Regions from separate parts of the Homo sapiens genome. Here region 1 is linked to region 2. The links are chromatin loops, found by intact Hi-C in ENCODE. Cell type or tissue: B cell. All regions are shown on one strand.

The links. A loop is a pair of places that touch in the nucleus more often than their neighbours do. Peaks named below come from ENCODE experiments on the same cell type or tissue, not always from the same donor. Only the 100,000 strongest peaks of a DNase experiment are listed, where the experiment ranks them.
Region 1: it touches region 2 in a loop (5-fold over the local background); 8 of 110 quality-filtered maps call a loop at or near these places.

The regions. Positions count from the first base shown.
Region 1 is chr2:241,037,634-241,045,633 of GRCh38, reverse strand. SNED1 (sushi, nidogen and EGF like domains 1) reads right to left here. Exons shown (of 32, transcript NM_001080437.3): 7 at 5,446-5,559; 8 at 5,221-5,334. All of the region lies in intron 1 of SNED1-AS1 (SNED1 antisense RNA 1), which reads left to right. It also overlaps a transcript of MTERF4 not described here. Among named protein-coding and RNA genes, the nearest start is that of SNED1-AS1, 22 kb to the left of the region's middle. RefSeq lists enhancers at 3,546-3,775, 4,226-4,275. In B cell, no CTCF peak of the experiment used is centred here; DNase peaks (open chromatin) are centred at 3,763, 4,523 and 7,026; H3K4me3 peaks cover 1,750 bases; H3K27ac peaks cover 3,299 bases.
Region 2 is chr2:240,978,840-240,986,839 of GRCh38, reverse strand. CROCC2 (ciliary rootlet coiled-coil, rootletin family member 2) reads right to left here. Exons shown (of 32, transcript NM_001351305.2): 28 at 3,811-3,960. It overlaps TANAR (TWIST1 associated long noncoding RNA regulated by androgen receptor), which reads left to right and starts at 703. Exons shown (of 2, transcript NR_186276.1): 1 at 703-941; 2 at 3,155-5,325. RefSeq lists enhancers at 2,471-2,977, 3,009-3,128, 3,139-3,218, 2,978-3,485 and a silencer at 3,299-3,458. In B cell, CTCF peaks have their summits at 3,080 and 3,279; a DNase peak (open chromatin) is centred at 3,299; H3K27me3 peaks cover 1,043 bases.

The DNA of each region.
Region 1 (8,000 bases), 59 kb before region 2:
AAGGTGTGAGGTTGAAGTTGAGGTTTTTTTTTTATACATATAAGGATATTTAATTGTTTCAACCCCATTTGTTGAAAAGATTATCATTTCTCCATTGGATTTAAATCTTTTTCAAAAATTAATTGGCTATATTTGTTTGGGCTTAATTCTGAATTTCCTCTCCTGTTTCATTGATCCATGTGTCAGTCCCTTTGCCAATATCACACTGAATTGATCACTGTGGCTTTACAGTAAATCTTAATACTCAGTAGTGTGATTCCTCAAAATTTATTCTTCATCAAAATTGTTTTGGTTTTCTAAATTCTTTTTCTTGCCATATAAATTTTAGAAGCAGTTTGTCTACATTTACAAAAGATTCTGCTGAGACCTCTGTTGGAATCATGTTAAATCTATAAATCAATTTAGAGAGCACTGCCATATTTACTACGTTGAGTCTTCTAATCCATGAACATGGTATGTCTGTCCATTTACTTGATCTTGATTTCTTTCATCAGCACTTTGTAGTTTTTCAGCATGCAAATTCTCTAATGTTTTAGTAGATTTATACTAAAGTCTTTCAATTTGAGAGGAGCTATTATAAATGGTATTGTCAATACAATTTAGATCAGATTACACAGATTCCTTCAACTTGGGGGAGCTCAGGAGTTCATAAGTAACTTTATGGAGTTGCTGTCCCAAGATTCACCCTCCAGTTTCCCCAGTACTTTCCAGTTTTCTGGGGCTACCTTTTTCAGTCCTCTGGCAAAAACGCTGCGGCTTTTATTTCCCTACCTTGCCACTTTTATAATGATGGCATTCATGGCTGGGACCAAGTAATGGGATGACAGACAAAGGGAAAAACAACAGGAAAGGGAAAAACAATACCCAACCCCTTTGAAACCACAGCACCTCCAACTGGAGAGGAAGGTTTCTTCCTTCGCAGTTTAAGGGCACTTGAGGATTCCCCAACTTCTGCACTGTCAGCCCTGCTTCTTAAGCTGGACTAGAGGGCTTCTCCTGGAGCACTCTTTCTGTCCGTGTGGATGCCCACTTCTGGTTTTGAGGTGGCTTTGAGTCCTGGCTGGGGGGATACCAAAGCAAAAAACAAAAAATGGTAAACTCACCACTGGTTTGGTGGTACTTCGAAGCTTGGTCTTCTTCCCCAATCCACCTGCTACTATTTACTTTTCAGAGTCCTCTGACAGCTACTCCATGCATTCTGTCCAGGATTGTAGCTGTATTCAGTGGGGGAGAGACAGGGGTAGACTGTGCTTACTCTATCTTTTTCAGAACCAGAAACCCATTCTATTACTTTACAATTACCTGTGTCTTTATACTTAGAGTGGGTTCTTGTGACAGCATATAGTTGGGTATTGCTTTTCAATTCAATTTGACAATCTTTGCCTTTTATTTGTATGTTTAATCATTTTACATTTTAATGTAACTACCAATATGACTAGACTGAACCTATCATCTTGCTATCGGCTTTTACTTGTCCCACTTCTTTCTTTTTTTCCTCTCTTCCTGCCTTCTGGATTGAGTATTTTTAGGATTCAATTTCTATCTCCACAATTGGTTTATTAGCTGTAATTCTTTATTATTATTTTTCACTTGTTTTGGGTTTACAATGTATATCTTTTACTTACACAGCCTACCTTCAAACAGTATATACCACTTTATGTAATATAGGGACCTTACAATATTATACTTCCATTTCTTCTTATCTTTTACATTGGAGTTGGTAAACTATAACCCACAGACCAAATCTTGCCTGCCATCAATTTTTAAAAGTACAGTTTTATTGGAACACAGCCATACCTATTCATTTACATATTGTCTATGGCTGGCTGCTTTCACATTACAATGGTAGAGTTGAGTTGTGATAGAGACCATATGGCTCACAAAGCCAAAAGTATTTACTTTCTGGCCCTTTACAGAAAAAGTTTGCACAGCTTGGTTTATGTTATTGGAGTCATCTATTTTATTTCTGCATGTAAGTTTTATTATTTTAAAATTTTTCTTTAAAGGGATTAAAAAGTCTTCAACCCACATATTTATCATTTTTAACACTCTTCATTCTTTTGTGTAGATCCAGATTTTCCCTTGGTACCAGTTTTTTTTTGCTTCTGACTAAATAATTTCCTTTAACATTTTTTTGTAATGCAGGTATGCTGGTGATGAATGCTCTTCATTTTTGTTTGTGTAAAAAAGTCTTTATTTCAGCTTAACTTTTGAAATGTAGTTTTGCTGGTAATACAGTACACTAGGTTGATGGTTTTTTCTTTCAGTGCTTTGAAGGTGTTACTCCAGTGTCTCCTGGCTTGCATTGTTTTTGACGAGAAGTCTGTTTCATTCTTGTTTCGCTGTATGTAATGTGGCTTTTTCCTCTGGCTGTTTTTGAGGTTTTTTATCATTAGTTTTCAGCAATTTGATTATGGTATGGCTTTGCATGGTTTTCTTCATGCTTTTCTTGGAAATGTGGGTTTTAGTTTTCATCAAATGTGGAAAATGTTTGGGTATTATTTCTTCACATACTTTTTCTATAACACTCCTTTCCACACCCATCTCCATCCTCCTTCGCAGACTCCAAATACGTGGATCCCAGGCTGCTTAATATTGTTCTCCATCCTCCTTTGCAGACTGCACATACATGGATCCCAGGCTGCTTGATACTGTTCTTCATCCTCCTTCACAGACTCCAAATACGTGGATCCCAGGCTGCTTGATACTGTTCTCCATCCTCCTTCGCAGACTCCAGATACGTGGATCCTATTACCCTAATATCGTTCTGCAGGTTGCTGAAGATCTCTTCTTTTTCTTTTAGTCTTATTCTCTCTGTGATGCATATTGAATTGTTTCTGTTTCACTCTTCAGGTTCATTGATCTTTCCTTCTGCAATATCTAACCTGCTGTAAATACTATTCAGTGTATTTTAAAAACTCAGATATATTTTTCATTTCTACAAGTTTTTAAAAATACCTTCTACTTCTCATTAGGTTTTTTTCCCCTCAACAATCTTGATTATAGGAGCATATTCATAATAGATAATTAAACATTTGTATCTGCTAATTCTGTCATTTCTGGTGCCTGTTTCTATTGATCTATTTTTCTCCTGACTGTGAGTTATATGTTACTTCTTTGTAGACCTGATAATTTTTGACTGGGTATTTTGGAGTTCTGGATTCTGTTGTATTATTGATATACTCCTGTTGAGGAGTATAGGATTTTATTCTGGCACATGGCTCAATGACTTAGGATCAGTTTGATCCTTTTAAGCTTTCTTTAAGATCTGTTAGGGCAGGTCGACATTAGTCTTTAGTTCAGCACTACTAAAGTGACACCCCACTGAGGACTCTATGCAATAGACTCCCAGCCCTGTTTGAGCTCCAGGAAGTGTTTGACTTACTGCTTTCTAGTGGTTCTTTCCCCAGCCTTGCAGATTTCATCCTGAGCCTGATAATAATAAGCCAAAATTCAGGGAGGTCTCCTCTTGATCTCATGCTCCCTCCTGCCTCAGGAGCACCATCCTGTAGCCACTGAACTAGGATCTTTGTCTCCTCAATTCAAAGGGACTGCTGGACTCTCAGTTCCTCCTCCCAGCACAGTGGAGTGGAAACTGCCCCAGGCAGAATCTGGGGCAATTGTAGGGCTCACCTCATTTGATTCCCTTTTCTCAGGGGTGACAGGCTTGTGCTGTCTGTTGTCTAATGGCTGAAAAGGGTTTCACAGATTTTGTCTGTTTTTCTAGGTGTTGATGGTGAGAGGGAAATTCCAAGAGCAGTTAATTCTTGTTGGCCAGAAGCAGAAGACTAGAGACTCTTTTTTGTAGTGTCCAATTTGTGGCCCACTTCCTGTCAGACCTGATTAGACTGTCAGCATCTGCGCCTTGTAATACAGTCAATCAGTCATTACGTTAGCACCACCGTCAGTCTGTTGTTTCTTTCTTCTTCCTCTTTTGTTTTTTTTTAGACAGAGTCTCACTCATTCTGTTACCCAGGGTGGAGTGCAGTGGTGCGATCTCAGCTCACTGCAACCTCTGCCTCCCGGGTTCAAGCAATGCTCCAGCCTCAACCTCCCGAGTAGCTGGGATTACAGGCATGCAGCACCACGTCTGGCTAACTTTTGTATTTTTGGTACAGATGGGGTTTCACCACGTTGGCCAGGCTGGTCTTGAACTCCTGACCTCAAGTGATCCGCCCGCCTCAGCCTCCCAAAGTGCTGGGATTACAGGCATAAGCCACCACACCCGGCCAGTCTGTTTCTTATTATTCACTCTACTTGCATCATTATTCTGTAGAAAACACGGTTTATTTGCAAAAAATTTTTGAAACCACTTATCCGTTTCCTGACATGAATTTAGTGAAATACATTGATATTTAGATAACAATCTGGGCAAAGTGAGCTGTGACACGGAACAGTGACTTTAAAGCAGCCAAATAGGTGAGGCTGCCTCCTCCCGCTCCTGCCCCACCCTCCCCTCAGGACACACCCTGGCCTCCCATGCACTCGGCAAAGACTGATGGAGGGCCCATGACCCTCTGTGTCTTACGGGTAAAACAGAATTTCCTCCTGAATTTTTTAAACTAAAAATAACCTGAATAGTTTGTCTTTAGCATCTCCCTGGAGAGAAGCAGCACCTGGTGCGTCCACAGAAGTCGGCACAGTGGGTGAGCCTCTGGAGGCAGGTGCAACAATCAGACACGAAAGCCATTTTTATACTGTAGGCTGCAATCTCCAGTTGGCCTTTTAATTCCTCTAACAAGTCACAACTAGCAGTTAAACAACACAAAATAGAATAGAAAATAGTGAAAGGTCAGTTTTCTTTCTGATTCCCGTTACTTTCCCTTGTGTGCTGAGGGTTCTAGAGTAGGAGAGGAAGATGTTAAAAAAGTCAAGAGTCACCCAGGCTGGAAGAGGAGACTTGTGAACTTTGTCATCCCTCCTGGCATTTCACAGATGGAAACCAAGGCCCAGAGAGGGGAAGGGGTTGCTCAGCCTCACACAGCACCCTGGAGGCAGCATCCATCTTTTGCTTCCTATTTTCCCTGCAGTTGGTGGCTTAGGATCCAGGCTGAGCGGGAAGCGCTGGGGAGTGGGAAGGGGGCAGAGGCATCCTCCCACCCCAGAGACAGGTGTGAGGTGAGTCAGATGGCAAGGAAGGAAGGGGAAAGTGGCTATGGGGGTGTTCACGGCACAAAGCCACCATCAGCCATGGTGGCCTGCAGGCACTTGGCCAGTTACCTGTCTCACAGCGAAGTCCCTTGAAGGGCTCGGCACACAAGCAGGTGTAATTCCCCACTAGGTCAACACAAGAGCCTCCATTCAGGCAGGGGTCAGGGCTGCAGTCGTCCACATCTGAGGGGCAGCAGAGGTGCGGGCTTGGCTTGAGCCAGGCCACAACCACCCTGTGCCCAGCACCTGGCCACGGGCAGGAGCCCCTCTCCAATCCGAAGCCAGGCCACTCACCCATCTCGCAGGCTGCTCCGGTGTATCCGGCCTGGCACACACACACCGCAGAGCCATTCTCCACCTGGCACTGGCCACCATGTTGACACTCTTTGGTGTCACAGGGGGATTGGGCTAGAGTGAGGAGGTGTAGACAGGACGATGGACTCCCAGTTATGGTTACCTGAGGGGACAGAAACCCCTGGGACGTACACTGAGCCCCACCCCCAACTGGCTTACATTGCAGGGGGGCCTGGCAGGCAGGTTTCTGAGCGGGCGACAGGCAAGAAAGAGGCCTGGCCAGGCAGTCCTGACTGGCCACCCGAAGCTCTGTCTGAACTGGGTCTAATTCAGCAAACCTGGGATGGAGGGATGGGTGTGTATGCTGGGCAGGGGCAAATGGGGGTGCATGGAAATCACTCCCACTCTTGGGGGATGGTCCCTCCCTAGGTGGCTCTTATTCCAAGTGGACTGTGAGAAGAGCTGTGGTCAAGGATGCAGGCTGTGACTGAGCCTGGAAGGGTGTGCAGCACCCAGGGTGTAGGAGTGGCCCCTGGGGCGAGAGGCTGGGTGGGGCAGGCAGTGGCCTGTGCAGGAACGGCCAGGGCAAAGGGACTCTGGCCCCCAGTTACTGAGTGGGAGTGAGCTAGGGGAGCCCACCCTCTGCCCTCCCTCCTCACCGGATGCTGGCCCTCCTTGAGTCCAGAGCACCTGGCCCACACATCCCAGGTCTCTCCTTTGCCCTGGCCAGCAGAGCCAGACGCAGAGGAGAACCACATCCCCTGTCTTACTGACAGCTCATACCCAGAACAAACTCAGAAACAAGAGTGATAGCCAAAGCGTGTGTCCCTCCCTGGAGTCATGGGGGAATGGTGGGGCCCTCTCTTTGGCATAGGAAGGAGACAGGAGGGCCTGACTACTCCCCCAGGAGGTGTGAAAGCCCTTTGGTGGCTGATGGGACATGGTGATCCCTGTCTCCCTGACCCCAACTCCGCTAGGTGGAGGAGCATGCACACCCTAGCCTTTAGTTGCGGGCGCCCCTGCTGTTATGGGTTCTGGGGGCCAAGGTGGCTTCCAAGATCAGGGAGCCCCTGTGGGGGGTCGAGGCGGGAAGGCTTGTACCCAAGGCTTGTGCCACAGCTGCACTGAGAAAGTGAAGGCTCACGGTCCGAGGCCACACGTACAACTGACATGCTGCAGACCCAAGACCTGAACCAGCCTCCTGGCGCCAAGCCTCAAGCCCTCTTAGGGGACCTCACCAGGCTGCACATCACAGAGGGGCTCCTGGAGCCTGGGGCATAGCCGAGGAGCAGCCCATTCCTGGGAAGCTCTGCCCAGTCACCCTTGGGGACCCTCATCATAGGCCTGGGTCCTCCCGCAGCCAGGCCCCTGGCCAGCACCGCACAGGGAGAGCACTGAGCAAGAGGAAGGAGATCCTGCCAGCCTCCCTGGCCTTTACCAAGGGACAGACGCCTGCAGGGCTGAGTCTGCCACGGCACCAATGCCACAGAAGCCCGACTCCCACCCGTCTCACGTTGAGAGCACGTGGGCAAGCAGGGCAGGAGTTTCTGGATGAAGAAAGGCTCCTATGAATGGAGCTTGCTCCGACACTGGCTGTGGGAAGACAGTGGCAGGGCTCGGGGAGCAAGGGATAACTGGGGTCACTGTGCTGTCACCTATGTGTGATCTGTAAACACACTGGCAAGCCCATCTCGCCAGGTGGGAATTGTGCTTCACTGCTTTGGACCTTGAAGTCACATTTCCATTGCATTCCTGCAGAACTTCATTCTAATGTACTTTCAGGTGCAAAAGTCCCTTACTGCCATTCAACTATAGCTCTCTCCAATACCAATATGTGTAAACACAGGAAGGAAGTACTTTAAAAAACCTCCCATGACCATAAATATCTGATAAGAATTGTTTTTTTCTAGATTGAGATATTGATATAGTCACTATTTGAATGCATTGATCTAAACAATCTATTACATGTTTTTGTAAGCGACTGTCACACAGGACACGCACACCTGGCTGAGCTGGGTGGGGAGCAGCAGGTCACGGTGCTTTGATTTTAGGGGCTCCCTTTGCAAAGCTCCCTGAGCAGAGCCCTATGGTGAGATGGAGAGCAGGAATTGGGGGGGGGTCCACCTTTCTTTACCAGGTGGGTGAAGGGCATGGGTGAGGGGCCTAAAGAGGTGCCGGGGGAAGGGCAGTAAGTAGAGGCTGACTCTGATGACAACTGCTTCGAAAGAGCTGGGCTCTGAACTGGGAGGGCAAGCTGAGGTTTGGTAGCAGCAGTGAGGATGGAGAGGGACTCCAGGCCCCACCTAGGCTGTGAGACCCCCTTTCCCTGAAGGCAGGGGCAGGAGAGAAACAGCGTCCAGGAGCAGCCGCAGGGAGCGGCAGGGACCGTGTGGCTGTGCCCTTCCTGCCCCACAGCCAGCCCATCTGACCCCAGAAGCACTTCACGTTCCCCTCAAGCTGGTCCTGGGCTGAGAGGGGGTCTGACGGCCCCACCACATCCCCAGCGGGCTCCCATCCGGGCTCTGGTGCCTGTCTGACCCTGATCCTGGCCTGGT
Region 2 (8,000 bases):
ACTCCCAGAAGGGGGCTGTGAGGGCATCAGAACCCTGGGCCCACAGCTGGTGCAGCCCACTCTGCAGGGCCAGCCTGGGTGGCTGTGTGGGCACCTTCCCTGTTCCTGCAGGGCCTCAGCAGCACACAGCAGAGGGACAAGGGGCTGTCCCCCAGGCTCCACGGATGGAAGTCCAAAGACACCTGCCCTTCCCACCCCTCCCCCTGCGCCATCCAGCCTGGGATGGTGAACAAACTTCCCAAGGAGAACAAGCTCGAGTCCCCCAGGACGCTGGAGGTGGGAGCTTGTGGATGGGTCGTGGAGCCGGCAACACCGGCTCGGCTTTCCAGGCCTGTCCCTACAGCTGGGTGACCCACAGGTTACCTTGACCTCTGGCTCTCCTTGATCTTGGCGGCCACTCTGAGGCTGCATGAGCAAGGGTGGCAGGAGAGTAGCTGGGAGGGGGTGGGTGTGGGGCTCTGGGGTCAAGGGGCCATGAGGAGGCCTGGGTAGTGGGCAACAGGGCCCATGGATGCCGAGCTGGAGGCAGCCCCTCCAAAAGCATCCGGTCCAGAGGGAGGTGGGCACAGCTTCCGCGGGGACTCTGGCCTCAGGCCACCAGGACTACCCCACCCTGCACCTTGGACCCACAGGGTGGGTGGGAGCTGTGCCCATGTGCCCATGTGATGCACCACCCTCTCCACTCAGCCCCGTTTGTGAGCCAGTCGCGGTGCAGGACACTGATGGTGCCCTGGAGTCATTTAAACAACGCATGCTGTAGAAAGGGCAGTGTCCAGCCCTGAAGCCCTGGAGAGCCACCATGTCCCCATCAGGGAGGAGCCCAACTGTGCAGACAGCTTGAGAGGCCGGCATCAAGGAGAGGAGGATGAACAGAAAGAGGGATCGGTGTGAGGCCACCCCGTGGGCTGGGGCCATGTGCCCACTCTGCCCTCACCTGCCAGGTGGGGGCCCTGCATGCACCCAGACCCTGCTGTGGGGGGCAGTGAGACCCCCAGTGTGAGTGCCTGGGTGTGTGTGGAGTGAGTGCCTGGGTGTGTGTGGAGTGGGTGCCTGGGTGTGTGCTGAGTGCCTGGGTGTGTGTGGAGTGAGTGCCTGGGTGTGTGTGTGGAGTGAGTGCCTGGGTGTGTGTGTGTGGAGTGAGTGCCTGGGTGTGTGTGGAGTGAGTGCCTGGGTGTGTGTGCTGGGTGTGTGTGGAGTGAGTGCCTGGGTGTGTGTGGAGTGAGTGTCTGGGTGTGTGTGGAGTGAGTGCCTGGGTGTGTGTGCTGGGTGTGTGCAGTGAGTGCCTGGGTGTGTGTGTGTGGAGTGAGTGCCTGGGTGTGTGTGTAGAGTGAGTGCCTGGGTGTGTGTGTGGAGTGAGTGCCTGGGTGTGTGTGTGTGGTGGAGTGAGTGCCTGGGTGTGTGTGTGGAGTGAGTGCCTGGGTGTGTGTGTGTGGAGTGCCTGGGTGTGTGTGTGGAGTGAGTGCCTGGGTTTGTGTGTGGAGTGAGTGCCTGGGTGTGTGTGTGTGGTGGAGTGAGTGCCTGGGTGTGTGTGTGGAGTGAGTGCCTGGGTGTGTGTGTGTGGAGTGCCTGGGTGTGTGTGTGGAGTGAGTGCCTGGGTGTGTGTGTGGAGTGAGTGCCTGGGTGTGTGTGTGTGGTGGAGTGAGTGCCTGGGTGTGTGTGTGGAGTGAGAGCCTGGGTGTGTGTGTGGAGTGAGTGCCTGGGTGTGTGTGGAGTGAGTGCCTGGGTGTGTGTGTGGAGTGAGTGCCTGGGTGTGTGTGTGTGGAGTGAGTGCCTGGGTGTGTGTGTGTGGAGTGAGTGCCTGGGTGTGTGTGTGGAGTGAGTGCCTGGGTGTGTGTGTGTGGAGTGAGTGCCTGGGTGTGTGTGTGGAGTGAGTGCCTGGGTGTGTGTGTGTGGAGTGAGTGCCTGGGTGTGTGTGTGGAGTGAGTGCCTGGGTGTGTGTGTGTGGAGTGAGTGCCTGGGTGTGTGTGGAGTGAGTGCCTGGGTGTGTGTGTGTGGAGTGCCTGGGTGTGTGTGTGGATTGAGTGCCTGGGTGTGTGTGTGGAGTGAGTGCCTGGGTGTGTGTGGAGTGAGTGCCTGGGTGTGTGTGTGTGGAGTGCCTGGGTGTGTGTGTGGATTGAGTGCCTGGGTGTGTGTGTGGAGTGAGTGCCTGGGTGTGTGTGTGTGGTGGAGTGAGTGCCTGGGTGTGTGTGTGTGGAGTGAGTGCCTGGGTGTGTGTGTGGAGTGAGTGCCTGGGTGTGTGTGGAGTGAGTGCCTGGGTGTGTGTGGAGTGAGTGCCTGGGTGTGTGTGGAGTGAGTGCCTGGGTGTGTGTGGAATGCTCACAGAGGACAAGAGAGCTGCCTCTCAGGTGATGGGGAGGGGGTGTTGTACATAGCAGGCTCCTCCTCGGTGGGCCCAGAGTGACGGCTGGGGTGCAGGCTCCCAGAAGCTCTGCCTGCTTCCTGGAATGCCATTTCCTCTTTATTGGGCTGTTTCCCTATCAGTCGACCTGGCGGCTGTGCGCCCCTCATCTCCCCGCGAATGGTTCTGCTCCGTCTGGTTTCATGCGTGGAAGCCAGGTCCACCTGCGTCCAGGGTCCGAGCTCAGTGGCCAGGACCACTGGATCACCCACCCGCCAGCAGGGTGCCTCCACCTGGCCTCACCTCTGCGGCCCACCCCTGGACACAGTGGTCTACGTTTGTCTGACCTTTGGGCTTGGAAACCCTGTCTTGCACCGGGGAGGCCGGGGGATGACAGGACTGGGTGATGACCGTCACTTCACCCCTTGACCACTGAGCTCTTCCTGGTCTCTCACCCTGTCTGCCCAGGCCCTACCGGGAGCTCAGGGGCCACTATCCTTGTGAGCGTTGAGAGGGGAGGTTGTGGGGCACCTGCACAGGCTGGCCCACCTGTTGCTCCAGCCGCAGGGCACACCCCTGGGGAGGGGCTATCTCCACCATGAGCAGGGGCCTCTGGGGCTCTGGGGTGTGTGATGTGTCAGGCCACTCGGTTTCCAGCAAAGCTGGGCTCAGACACTGGAGACAAAGCCGGGGATTTGCCCCCACCCATGGTGCCTCCCCAGGGAGAGCCAAGGCAGGGCGCACACGACACCACTGGCAGGGCTGTGGCCACCTGCGGGCGTCCTGACCCTGAGCTTAGTGCCACCCCGCCGGCAGGTGAGGACACAGAAGCATGCGTGGGCCAGCGCCTCTCCCAGCCGCGCCCCTGCGGACCCCAGCCAGGAGCTCCTCCTTCCTCTCTAAGGACCACCGCTGCCGCCTACCTGTGCGAGCTGAGCGCGCAGCGCCGCGAGCTCCCCCTGCAGACGCGCCCGCTCGGTGCGCAGCGCCGCCGTCTGCTCCTGCAGGACGCGCCTCTCCGCCTGCGCCTCGGCCGCCTCCTGCCCGCCGCTGAGCCTCTGCGGCCTGCAGAGCACCTGGGCCGAAGACGCTGGGCGTGGGCCAGGGATTGGGAGGGCCCGAGTTTCTGAGAGCGGGGTCGTTCCATCTAAGGCTGGCTCTGGCCTCAACTTATTTTCTCCTAAACGGCGTGTCCACAGCTGACTCCTCTGTTGTAGGGGTGCTTACTGTACGGCAAGAAATCCAGCCCCCTGACTCCCTGTGGGCCCCTCCAGGCTCAGTTTCCCCATCTGTCAGCGGGGGACTGGATGGTGCCTGGGTCTCTGCAGGCCTGCTCACCTGCCTCCAGCATCTCTCTAGGCCTCCCTTCATGTTGAGGGACTGATTCTGCAAAGGACCACAGGGCCTCTTCCCTGTAGGCCTGTTCACCGCCTCCTGGTGACAGCGTACCCTGCCCTCCTGGTCACCCTCACCTGTCGCAGGGGCTCCAGCGATACCTCAGCCTTCTGGCACCTGTGCTCCAAGTTGGTGAGCTGTTCTTCCAGCAGCTTCCCCTGCTTGGCCAGACCTTGGCTGTGCCTCCTGCTCTCTTCAAGAGCCTGGCGCAGCGTTTCCAGTTGCTCCTGGGGGGAAGGAGACACAGGGTCCACCTGGAGACACTGGGGGTGGGAGGCCCTGCAGGGAAACCCTGGCCTCAGGGCATCTGCCTAGACCGTCTGGCAGGACCGTATCGCTGGGATGAAAACAGCAAGAACGTGGTTAAGGACAACCTGAAGTGCGTTGATCAGGTGATTGTGTTTGCAATGTAACCTCAAAGGTGTGGACCCCCAGGAAGCCTGAGACGAAAGTCCTGGGGGTCTGGTCTAGCGTGGGCAAAGACTTGGGCTTGGCAGGTTCTCTGCTGCAGCCAGTGGTCTCAGAGGGCACATCAGTGGCATCCCTGCCCTGCCTCCAGCCTTGGTGGCTCCTACTGCCCTTGGGATAAAGCCTGAGGTGACCCTCCCCAAGGCTCCTGGAGCCTGTTCGGCTCAGGCCCTGCTTGCCCCTTCTGCCATCACACTGCATGTTCTCCTGCTTCAGCTCCCACCTGGGGACATGGCTAGTCCCAAACTAAGCTCAGGAGCTCCAGAGTCCGTGAAGCTGGGATGGCCCATGATCCCCGCTGTGTCCCTCACCCCTGCGCCCTCTTCTCAGCCCCTCTGCCTTCAGCTTGTCCAAACCGCCATCATCCACTTGGGACCAGTGACAGCCCTTCAGTTTCCTCACTGTCCCCAGGTGCTACCCCATGATGGCTGAGGGTGCATTTCACTTGACTATCATCGGCCATGCCACTGCCTTGCTCTGGGCCTGTGGTGCTCCCAGCTGCCCCCAGGACACTGCCCGGGGAACTCGCCATCCCTTCGATCACGTGCACCTGCTGCCCTCTGTGCACAGCCTCCCCGCTGGCGCCCCCACCCTACGCTGCTGCCTTCTCCTCCTGCTTGCAGGAATCCTGCCTCCCTGTCATCCCAGGAGGGAGGATGGCACCCGACGTGTCCCCTGAGCCCCAGAGCTGGCAGCTGTTGGGCCTTGAGAGGACCCCAGACGTGTGAAGGAGATTGCAAGGCGTCCGTCATTGGAAGCTTGTTGACTGCAAGTTGGCCTGGTCAGGTCTTGATGAGCCCCGAGCCCTTGCACCTTCCTGAGGGTTTTGTGGGAGAAATGGCCAGCTCCTTCTGGGGTGGCCGGATTCTGAAAACACTTTTTTTTTTGGTCCGACACTTTGTTACTTTAAAAAAGGAAAAGAAGGAAGACAATGCTTGTACCTAAGACTGTGATGCTTCACCCTTCGTGCAATTTTGAAAATTATAATTTTCTATATAATTTTCCAGTAGAAAAGCAGAAGTTTTCTGCAAATATGGCTTAAATATTTCATGGCAGTTTTAAGAGGTCCCAAACCTCTTGTAATGACTCAGCTTTTATGGAATTTGAATGAACCGTAATAATTGAGTGGTACTCCCTTAATGCACAGCCCCACTGGCCCCAGTGAGTTGCTCTCATCTCTTGTGTCCCTTTGGCTCTAAATCCTGATGCTGTGTGAGAGGCAGGCTGGCAAAACAAACCTTGAAAACGTGGATTCAGTCTGAGGGCTTAAGTAGCTACAGGAAAGAACCCCAGCCCTTCTCCCCCAGAGCTGAGTGCTCAGGGATGAGCCTGGGCTCCGGAGGCTCCTACCCCAGAGCCTGAGCAGGGATGAGCCTGGGCTCCAGAGGCTCCTACCCCAGAGACTGAGCAGGGATGAGCCTGGGCTCCTGAGGCTCCTACCCCAGAGACTGAGCAGGGATGAGCCTGGGCTCCAGAGGCTCCTACCCCAGAGACTGAGCAGGGATGAGCCTGGGATCCTGAGGCTCCTACCCCAGAGACTGAGCAGGGATGAGCCTGGGATCCTGAGGCTCCTGACCCAGAGACTGAGCAGGGATGAGCCTGGGCTCCTGAGGCTCCTACCCCAGAGACTGAGCAGGGATGAGTCTGGGATCCTGAGGCTCCTACCCCAGAGCCTGAGCAGGGATGAGCCTGGGCTCCTGAGGCTCCTACCCCAGAGCTTGAGCAGGGATGAGCCTGGGCTCCTGAGGCTCCTACCCCAGAGACTGAGCAGGGATGAGCCTGGGATCCTGAGGCTCCTACCCCAGAGCTTGAGCAGGGATGAGCCTGGGCTCCTGAGGCTCCTACCCCAGAGACTGAGCAGGGATGAGCCTGGGATCCTGAGGCTCCTACCCCAGAGCTTGAGCAGGGATGAGCCTGGGATCCTGAGGCTCCTACCACAGAGACGGAGCAGGGATGAGCCTGGGATCCTGAGGCTCCTACCCCAGAGCTTGAGCAGGGATGAGCCTGGGCTCCTGAGGCTCCTACCCCAGAGACTGAGCAGGGATGAGCCTGGGATCCTGAGGCTCCTACCCCAGAGCTTGAGCAGGGATGAGCCTGGGATCCTGAGGCTCCTACCCCAGAGCCTGAGCAGGGATGAGCCTGGGATCCTGAGGCTCCTACCCCAGAGACTGAGCAGGGATGAGCCTGGGCTCCTGAGGCTCCTACCCCAGAGACTGAGCAGGGATGAGCCTGGGCTCCTGAGGCTCCTACCCCAGAGACTGAGCAGGGATGAGCCTGGGATCCTGAGGCTCCTACCCCAGAGCCTGAGCAGGGATGAGCCTGGGCTCCAGAGGCTCCTACCCCAGAGACTGAGCAGGGATGAGCCTGGGCTCCTGAGGCTCCTACCCCAGAGACTGAGCAGGGATGAGCCTGGGCTCCTGAGGCTCCTACCCCAGAGCTTGAGCAGGGATGAGTCTGGGCTCCTGAGGCTCCTACCCCAGAGACTGAGCAGGGATGAGCCTGGGCTCCTGAGGCTCCTACCCCAGAGACTGAGCAGGGATGAGCCTGGGATCCTGAGGCTCCTACCCCAGAGACTGAGCAGGGATGAGCCTGGGATCCTGAGGCTCCTACCCCAGAGCTTGAGCAGGGATGAGCCTGGGATCCTGAGGCTCCTACCCCAGAGCCTGAGCAGGGATGAGCCTGGGATCCTGAGGCTCCTACCCCAGAGACGGAGCAGGGATGAGCCTGGGATCCTGAGGCTCCTACCCCAGAGACTGAGCAGGGATGAGCCTGGGCTCCAGAGGCTCCTACCCCAGAGACTGAGCAGGGATGAGTCTGGGCTCCTGAGGCTCCTACCCCAGAGACTGAGCAGGGATGAGCCTGGGCTCCAGAGGCTCCTACCCCAGAGACTGAGCAGGGATGAGCCTGGGCTCCTGAGGCTCCTACCCCAGAGACTGAGCAGGGATGAGCCTGGGCTCCTGAGGCTCCTACCCCAGAGACTGAGCAGGGATGAGCCTGGGCTCCTGAGGCTCCTACCCCAGAGCCTGAGCAGGGATGAGCCTGGGCTCCTGAGGCTCCTACCCCAGAGCTTGAGCAGGGATGAGCCTGGGCTCCTGAGGCTCCTACCCCAGAGCCTGAGCAGGGATGAGCCTGGGCTCCTGAGGCTCCTACCCCAGAGACTGAGCAGGGATGAGCCTGGGATCCTGAGGCTCCTACCCCAGAGCTTGAGCAGGGATGAGCCTGGGCTCCTGAGGCTCCTACCCCAGAGACTGAGCAGGGATGAGCCTGGGATCCTGAGGCTCCTACCCCAGAGCTTGAGCAGGGATGAGCCTGGGATCCTGAGGCTCCTACCCCAGAGCTTGAGCAGGGATGAGCCTGGGATCCTGAGGCTCCTACCCCAGAGACTGAGCAGGGATGAGCCTGGGCTCCAGAGGCTCCTACCCCAGAGACTGAGCAGGGATGAGTCTGGGCTCCTGAGGCTCCTACCCCAGAGACTGAGCAGGGATGAGCCTGGGCTCCAGAGGCTCCTACCCCAGAGACTGAGCAGGGATGAGCCTGGGCTCCTGAGGCTCCTACCCCAGAGACTGAGCAGGGATGAGCCTGGGCTCCTGAGGCTCCTACCCCAGAGACTGAGCAGGGATGAGCCTGGGCTCCTGAGGCTCCTACCCCAGAGCCTGAGCAGGGATGAGCCTGGGCTCCTGAGGCTCCTACCCCAGAGACTGAGCAGGGATGAGCCTGGGATCCTGAGGCTCCTACCCCAGAGCTTGAGCAGGGATGAGCCTGGGCTCCTGAGGCTCCTACCCCAGAGACTGAGCAGGGA